Regions from separate parts of the Homo sapiens genome. Here region 1 is linked to region 2. Evidence: chromatin loops called from intact Hi-C (ENCODE). Cell type or tissue: heart right ventricle. All regions are shown on one strand. Each heading gives the region's core, and the rest is flanking DNA. Links, peaks and the distances in the headings are about the cores only. Region 1 has its middle 22 kb from the start of PPARG. Region 2 overlaps SYN2 (synapsin II).

Region 1 (4,396 bases), core at 258-4,257, 91 kb after region 2:
AAATTAGCTGGGCCTGGTGCTGTGTGCCTGTAATCCCATAATCCCAGCTACTTGGGAGGCTGAGGCAGGAGAATTGCTTGAACCCGGGAGGCGGAGGTTGCAGTGAGCTGAGATCAAGCCATTGCACTCCAGCCTGAGCAACAGAGTGAGACTCCGTCTCAAAAAAAAAAAAAAGAAGAAGAAGGTTCATTGAAGAAAGAAATACAGACCATTTTATTAGACTGGAACTGGCTTCAGCAATTTGGGTTCTTTAAGCATCTGCTAAGGTTACTGCAAAAAGGCCTGAGTGTAGCCAAAGCATCAGATTTTAAAGGAACATACAACGCATCTGTTGAAATTGAAGACGCAAAGGTGAAGATTTATTTTTGGTCTCTTTTCTATCTATGTCTGACAATAGTTTCACATAGTATGCTTTTCAATTTCTTTTTTTTGGTAAACTGTAGAGTATCTGGGGGGAGTCTTTCTGCTATAGAATATAATCCCCAGAAACAAACACAGTGGGGAAAAAATAAAAAGAAAAAAACATAAGCAAAAGATTCCATCTAGAGAGCTCAATTTTAGCTTGTTCTGTCTTCGATCCACTTTCCTCATTGATCTAAGGTCTTCTGCAAAGATAATAAAATTAAATGGCAAAGTCGCATGTGCCATCACATACTCATGCTTCTATTCTCTACTTCCCCATTTAACTCGTGTCTCTCATCTCCCCTGTCAGAATTCTTTCACAGCTTCTGATTATTTTTTAAAAGCCATGTTAACAGTTTGTTCCACATATTAACTACTTTTGCTGGAAAGAAATCTTTAGCCATGATTTAATTCTTCTTTTTTTTTTCACCAAGTGCTCCTTGCCTAATCTGCCTGCAACTCCAGATTTTGCAGCTTTCCACACACATTGCTTCACATTTTTCTCTGAAAAAGATGACTTTTTTAGCATTGCCATTATGTAAATGTTACTCTTCTTACAGAAAATTCTGCTGAAGCTAAATTCCTCCCCACCAAGCACATCAGTTTAGGTAAACAAATCCTTAAATACACCATGTTCTTTCTCTGTTTGGTACAAGTAATCATCTGAAAAAAAAATTAATCAAGTGATTCTCAAAACTCACAAAGTAAATAGCCAGAGTTTAATTCAATACCATCAAGTTTTCAGTTATAGCGCTCGCTCATACTCTGCAATGCCTTCTCTTCCTCTTAAAACTGCTCAGTGGAGTCCAACTCTGGAAAGTAATAGTTACTTCTTAATAATAGTTACTGTCCCACAAATTCTATCATATTCATTCCAAGAATAAAACTTTCACTTTTCTGCATAGGAGTAAGTGGAAAATGGACTTTCATTCCTTTTCCCAATTTAGGATGAATATTTATTCAGTAGCTACGTTGTTTTGGCGCCGTGTCGGGATACAGGTGCAGTTCCTTTCTAGATTTCACATTGTCTGGAATGTTCCATGTGTTGATCCAAAATATACTTTATGTTCCGCAAATGAGAGGAAGAGCTTGGAGGCCTGGATTCTTTTACCACAGTAGTTTTTAAACAATTATTTGAAACAATTCAGTGTTTTGCATATTTTATTTACATTTTCATGACCCATGAGATACTTTTCCCCATATTTGACTTTTACTATTTTGATAACTACTAATGTAATATATAAATCTCTGAAAAATGCAGAAAATAGCAAGAAAAGAAAAATCACCAGTACTCTGTCCCCCAGAGATAAGACCTTTTTAATGATTCAGAGTAATCTGTCTTCGAGTTTTTAGTCAATTTTAACTTTTTTGAAAGTTAGTTTTGCAACCTGCTTTTTAAATAATATTTTGCACGTCCTCCATTTTCAACTGCCTAGGGTGGGCAAACAATTTTGTTAGCTACTGTTTCTCATCAAAAATAGTCCAGGATTTGATTATGTGAACTTGTGGGGATGGGGGACATTCCAGGAACAGAAATATCAGTTGTGGCATAGAGGAGAGAAGAGGATCCAAGAGAGGCAGTCTGACAACCGGTGCACATTGACAGTCCCCCAAATCCATAGCACAGAGCTCAAATTGCTTTGGGTTTGTGCAGATTTTTTAAGTTACATAAATAAATTTCACCCTATTCGTCCTTATAAATCCTTTCCAGTTTTTTTTTTTTTCAGTCTGAATGGTTAATTATTGGCTTGTAAGTGTTCAGAGAAGTATTAGGGTATACAAAATATTCACTGGTATTAGTGTTTTAGATTTCAATAATCAGCAATAATTCTTAAATATTTTCCAAATATCTTTTTGGTTGGAATAAAATCATGGCACGTAAATTTTTTCCCTCAAAATATACTAACTCAATAATAGTGATCAAGGCCTGAGATATTATAAAAGTATTGTTCTTTTACATATGATGCATTTAGGATCCTGAAGCTATTATATTTCAATGCTTACTTAGTCATTTCCAAAGATAAGCATTCACTTTGTCTCAAAATGAAACAAACATGAAGTCTTAATTAAGATTTAAATTGGGTGAGGTATTACAGTTTGTTATTTTTTTTCTAACACACAGGACTCATTTTGGATGAGTTTTTAACTAACATATTTATGACTTCCATTGGGATACAAAATAGTATGTTTTTGTTTTTCTTTGGTTTTGTTTTTAACAATCAATTCCCTGCACTAATGGTCTGGGTGAATTCAACCTGGAAATGTCCTTCATATTTTTCAGTTAAATTGATCAAAATGACATGTTGCTCTTTGCTGTTTGTTTGTTTTTTGGCCACTGCACATTAGCTAATTCTTTAGGAATTTTTTTTCGCAAGGATCTAGTAAAAGAGAGAAGGGAACATTTGTTGTTAAATATAACAGAATAAATTATAATTGTATGTTTGTAGGTAACTTGTAGATATGTACTGCAATTTCCTAATAAATATTACTTCATTTCTCAGGCAATTCACTATAGAAATTATGCACTCTCCCACAATACAAAAAAACTAATGTCACAAAGGTGAATTCTAAGATACATATTGACAATAAAGAGCCGTAAGCACACGGTGGGCAAAAGTCCTAGCAAACTTGAAAAATATTTAACTGAACAATAATGGAGCAATGCCAGATGCTAAAAGTCACCAAAGATAATTTTAATTGTTGTAGATATAATGGTGTTCAATGACAGCTGTTTTGGAACAAAAAGGTTATTTCCTGAAAATTTCAGTAAGTTTTCTCCTAAAATAAACTCTCATTGATTGTTAAAATTACCAATTGTCCTTAATGGCAAATAGACACTAAAGTTGGCTAATAACTTTAAATATGGAGTCATTCCTACATGTTGATTTGTAAACACTATCTGGAGGAAAAATTAAAAAGACATAATGTAGCTGAGGGTTATTTCTCCCTATGGAGATATCACAGGACTCTTATGTAAGAGAAGTCGTTGAAAAAAATATCTAAAGCAAAAACTACTTACGGACCGAATGTTGCAACTTTCCCACTATGCACAGCTTCCTCTCTCCTTTCCCCTCTCTTTTTTTGGAAATGACAAGAATAAGCTTTTTTAAAAACTAAATTTTGTGAAATTATAAATTTAAAAAATTAATTATTTAACAGAAGAGATGTCACATTAGTAAATAAAGGTGTATTTTGTGTGCTGGCCTAGTAGTACTAGAATAAAAACTGCTTTAGATGTTGTGTTTATTTATACATTACAAGCCTATTTTTAAGTTTGTTTGACCCAAGGTTATAATTGTATATGTTACACTTAAGTAAAAGTAATGTGGGGAAACCTAAAGATAAAGAAGGCAGAGTTTCTGTTCTCAAGCCAAGACACATCCTCATTCCATTCATTATTAATTCCTTTTATTTCATTTTTCTCTAATTAAGAAAACTAATATATATTCATTATTTTTAAAATTGGAAAGTTCAGAAAAAGATAAAGAATAAAGAATCACTTGAATATGCACCATCACCCGGAGATAACCACTGTTAAAACATAAACTTATGGCTTTCCTCCATACATGTGCATGTACAAATATATCTTTTTTTTTTTTTTTTTTGAGACGGAGTCTCGCTCTGTTGCCCGGGCTGGAGTGCAGTAGTGTGATCTCAGCTCACTGCAAACTCTGCCTCCCGGGTTCAAGTGATTCTCCTACCTCAGCCTCTCGAGTAGCTGGGACTACAGGCATGCACCACCATGCCCAGCTAATTTTTGTATTTTTAGTAGAGATGGGGTTTCACCATGTTGGCCAGGATGGTCTCAATCTCTTGACCTCATGATCCACCTGCCTCGGCTTTGGCTCACTGCGACTTCTGCCTCCCACGTTCAAGTGATTGTACTGCCTCAGCCTCCCGAGTAGCTGGGATTACAGTCATGAGCCACCATGCCCTGTTAATTTTTTTTGTATTTTTAGTAGAGACGGGGTTTCTCCATGTTGGTCAGGCTGGT
Region 2 (4,396 bases), core at 211-4,210:
CTTGCTTGACATCCTTACTTTGCATATCTTAAAGGCACCCTAAATATAACACAGCCAAAGCAGAACTCTAGTTTTTCCCCTTAGTCCTGTCCCCCCAACATTGTTTTTCCCTAGCAATTTATGTAGGCCCCTACCTGCCTCTTTCCCTTGTACTATCCTAACTGTTGCTCACTGTGCCCTAGCCACACTGGTAAGGGCCTTTGTATTAGGCTGTGCTCTCTCTCTGAAATGCTCTTTCTTCTTAGTTTTGCATTTTTTTTGAGACAGAGTCTTGCTCTGTCACCAGGCTGGAGTGTGGTGGTGCATCTCAGCTCACTGCCACCACCGCCTCCCGGGTTCAAGCGATTCCCCTGCCTCAGCTTCCCGAATAGCTGGGATTACAGGCACGCGCCACCACGCCCGGCTAATTTTTTGTATTTTAGTAGAGACGGGATTTCACCATGTTGGCCAAGATGGTCTCGATCTCCTGACCTCATGATCCGCCCACCTTGGCCTCCCAAAATGTTGGGATTACAGGCATGAGCCACCGCGCCCAGCCATAACTGACTTTTCCTTAACAGTATAACTGATACTTCCTCAACTATCCAATCCAAAGCTGCCACCTACTCACTGGCTACCACCTCTCCCTTCTTTAATTTTCTGCATAGCACTCACTATCAGTTGAGATTATTCTTGTCTATTTAATTGTCTGTTCTACTAAAATGTAAGGTTCTCAAGAGTACAGACTTGTTTATGGCTATATCTCTAGGGCCACTGTATCTAGCACCTAGTAGCCATTTAAATACATCAAGGGTGTACCAAGGGGAGACAGGTGAGAGTGGTTTGCCCAGGTGCAATCAGTTGGCTATAGAAAATTTTTAAAATAGCAAAACTAAGTTGGCCTGCTTTTTATTATCAACATATGATAGCAATTCTATACAAATGACATTGATAAAATACTCTTCCCACCAAGCAAACCACTCCTGCCCCACTCCCTTTGATGTGCCATTGTAATACATATTTGTTGAGTGAGTTCACCATTTGGAAGAGGCATCTTTAATAGCCCTATCAGCCTATTGGATTGATGTCAGGATCCTTTGGATGATCTTGGCAGTGTGCAAGTGGAAAGGATGTGAACCGAGGAACATTACCTGCATCCAAGCCAGGACTTTGCATAGCCAGCTCAGCCCTTAGGTGTTGTCACTGACTTGCTCACAGGCATTGTCACCATTCCTCACAGGCACCTCTTGCTGGCCTCTTTCTTCTGTGGCTGTGGAAGCTCAGGCTGAAAGAGCTTCTGGTCTGAGTCATAAGCCCTAGGAGCTGCTCCTGCCCAGAATTCTAGACCAAGACCAGGACAGACCTGTGGCTAGCCACTTGTCTACCCTTCTCTGTTTCTCCTTCTCTATCGTTGTCCTTAGCTCCACCATGAGTGCTTTCATTTATTTGATTCTAGAGGAACACCTAAAATGGGGACAGGGAGCTGGGGCTTGGGGTGAGGATGGTGATTAGAGGGCACACCTTACCTCTAGCCTGGGATGGATTAATTATAGAACGCAAAGAGCAAAGACATGGTGGTGGGCCCAAGCCAGCTGCAGTACACATTTCAAAGGAATAGAGGAAGGGGCATAAGAAGCACTGGCCATGTCACCAAGAGCAGGGAGGTGAGTGGTAAAGCCTGATCTGGTTGATGACAGCTTGGCCTCAGGCCTGGACAGACTGCCAGCTTGCGGGCTGCTGTGAGGGTCAGCAGCAGCAACTGACCCTCTGTACATGGACTCTGAAATGCTTTAGGGAGACTGTTCTCGAGGTGGCAGTGACACCTGGTGGTCACTCATGGCCAAAGCCTCCAGGCTCTATACCTGCAGAGTCTCTTCCCTGTACCACTGCCTTCCCACCACCCCTCCTACACATTCACTGACTTTAGGGGTCTCTTGTCTAGGATCTGAGCTGGGCCTTGCATCCTAGGGCTCTGATGAGGTGTGGGCTGCTCCTCAGACTCCCAGGAAACAGGGAGAGAACTTCAGGGGGACAGAGCTTTCAGGCCATGCCAGTAAAGATGGCATCTGGTCCTCTCCTTCATGTGGCTAATGTTTTTTTCATTTCTCATTATACTGGTTCCACTCTTTTTATTTTCCTGTAAAATTCTCCAGAGCCAGAAGGCTGAATTGCTCATGCAGGAATTTCAGACACTGACGGGCTGAGGTGGGAACTGGTCTCTCTTCAGTGCCCCTCATTTATGCCACAGAGCTGGCTTCCCGTTTGGCTGGTGGGTTAGACCCATGGGGAATGATTCTAAGACTTATTCTTTGGAAGCATTCATATACATTTGGTGTCCAGAATGAAAATGAACCTCTTCTCCTACCCTGAGCTGATCAGAGCACATCTGAAATGTTTCCAGTCTGAGGGTCACAGTATAACAAGGACAAACTCTAACTCCGATCAGAATGTGCTCAGAGGAGAGAAACCAGGAGGTTGAGGCATTTGGCAAATCTATGTTATGAGTAAAAGTTAAAGGAATTGCAGTTGAATAGCAGACATCTCAATGAGTGCATTAATTAATATCTTTAGCTCTCTGATGCCGCCATGGAGTAGAACTGATTCCAAAAGGCAAATCTGTTAGCAGACAGGTTTTGACCCAGTGTAGGGAGTAAACTCTCTAACACTCAGAAACGGCATGCGGCTGCCACATTGTTGCTGATGTTCAAGCAGGAGCAGGATGAGCAGCTTGTAAGGCACATGGTGAAAGGGGAGGGCTGGGGACTGGGGCTGTTGGAGCAGGTAACTTATAAAATCTCCTTCCAAGCCTGACATGCTGAGATCCAGACTGTGTGCAGCCATGGGACCTGGAAAAGGCTGTGATGAGAATTCAGAATTGAAGGACTGAGGCTGAATAACCTCTGGTGTCTGGTGGGACATTCTACCAGTCCTTTTTTGTACTGGTTCTCTGGTATGAAGAGAAACAGAACACATTTCCAGCTAGGTTTTTCCAGCCACAAAGGCTCTGAAACAAGCTTGTCTAACCTGCAGCCCAGGATGGCTTTGAATGCGTCCCAACACAAATTCATAAACTTCCTTAAAACATTATGAGATATTTTGCAATTTTTTTAGCTTATCAGCCATTGTTAGTGTTAGTGTATGTGTGGCCCAAGACAGTTCTTCTCCCAGTGTGGCCCATGAAAGCCAAAAGATTAGCCACCCGTGTTCTAAAATATGAGGTCTCCTGAGTGCAAGAAGACCAAGCCTAAGAAGGGGTTTCTTCACTCTGAGAAGTGGAGTCTAAAGGGCTGTCCAGTTAGGGAGGGGTCTCTGATCCCCGGCATGGGACTAACAGGGCTTCACTTGAGCTCAGAAGAGGTAAATTTAGGACAAATGAAAGGCCTTCCTGCTTCCCACAGCAGGAATGGCTTTAGCAAATTTCTTCCCCAGTGAGTATAAGCTGAGAATGTGAGGAGATTTGGGGCAGGTTCAGATAAAGCCACTAGTGACTAGATCCCTTAACAGACTATTAAGAGAAACTAACTATTCTGGGACTGTCTTAACTTTTCAGGGACATCTTTAATCATTTGAAGCTGACATTCTGACCTTGAGTGACCTGCCCCTCAGTGCCCCCAGAAGACTCAGGGACTGCCCCCATGGGATATTTCTTGGGTTCTAGGTTATGGGAGGGCCCCACTCCAGGAGATGAGCTCTGCAAGCAGAGAAGCAACTCCCCCCAGGAGGGAAGGAGAAGCGGCTCATCCCTGGGCACCTTTTAGAACCTTTTGGAGGAAGGAAGGTGGGCGCTGGTGACTGCAGGGGCAAGCCCAGAAAGATCCCAAGGTGCCTCAAAACATGCGGTCCCCTTTGCACCGACTAAACCTACAACCTCCTGACCACATTCTTTCCCGCTGCCTCATTCTCCCTGGGGTCCTAGACCAGGGAGCGGGGCCTGGGGGAGCTGATCAGAATAGTTCTGTGGCGTGTCCGGCAAGGAGCTTGGCCTGGCCTCTTTCCTGGGGCCAGACCCTGGGACCCTTTCCCAATTTCCTGTCTCAGATATGCTGAGCAAGCACAGGCCTTCCTCCTTGGTTGGGGCAGCTGGTCTCAGGCCAACAGCTCACAAGTGTTGAGTCACTCAATGTCTTTCCTTCCTCAGCTTTCCATCCTGCTGGGACTTCAGGAGCTCCTTTCTCCAGCTTGTCTGCCGAAAGCCACAGGATGGCATTTTAAAGTTACCTTTGACAAAAACCCACAAACCCTCATCCATGGGCTTGGTTTCTGTCACAGGCCAGTGATTTCCTTTCCAATCATCTCAAGAGCTAATATTTACCATTTCTGCAAGGACCTTGCTGGAACTAAGCAATATACAGAAGGCATGGTATAACCCAGACCAGAATTCCCTGCACATGAAACTGCTATGCATCAGGTGACAGGA

The links. Hi-C counts contacts between places; a loop is a spot of excess contacts. Peaks named below come from ENCODE experiments on the same cell type or tissue, not always from the same donor. Only the 100,000 strongest peaks of a DNase experiment are listed, where the experiment ranks them.
Region 1: a loop joins it to region 2, with 3 times the contacts of the local background. A loop is called at or near these places in 1 of 110 quality-filtered maps.

Annotation. Positions count from the first base shown.
Region 1 is chr3:12,264,826-12,269,221 of GRCh38, forward strand. No RefSeq gene overlaps it. Among named protein-coding and RNA genes, the nearest start is that of PPARG, 22 kb to the right of the region's middle. In heart right ventricle, for the core only: no CTCF peak of the experiment used is centred there; no DNase peak of the experiment used is centred there; H3K27ac peaks cover 551 bases.
Region 2 is chr3:12,174,242-12,178,637 of GRCh38, forward strand. All of the region lies in intron 10 of SYN2 (synapsin II), which reads left to right. Among named protein-coding and RNA genes, the nearest start is that of TIMP4, 18 kb to the left of the region's middle. RefSeq lists a silencer at 1,777-1,856 and an enhancer at 3,910-4,396. In heart right ventricle, for the core only: CTCF peaks have their summits at 1,821 (motif pointing left) and 2,025; DNase peaks (open chromatin) are centred at 1,800 and 3,939; H3K27ac peaks cover 1,319 bases.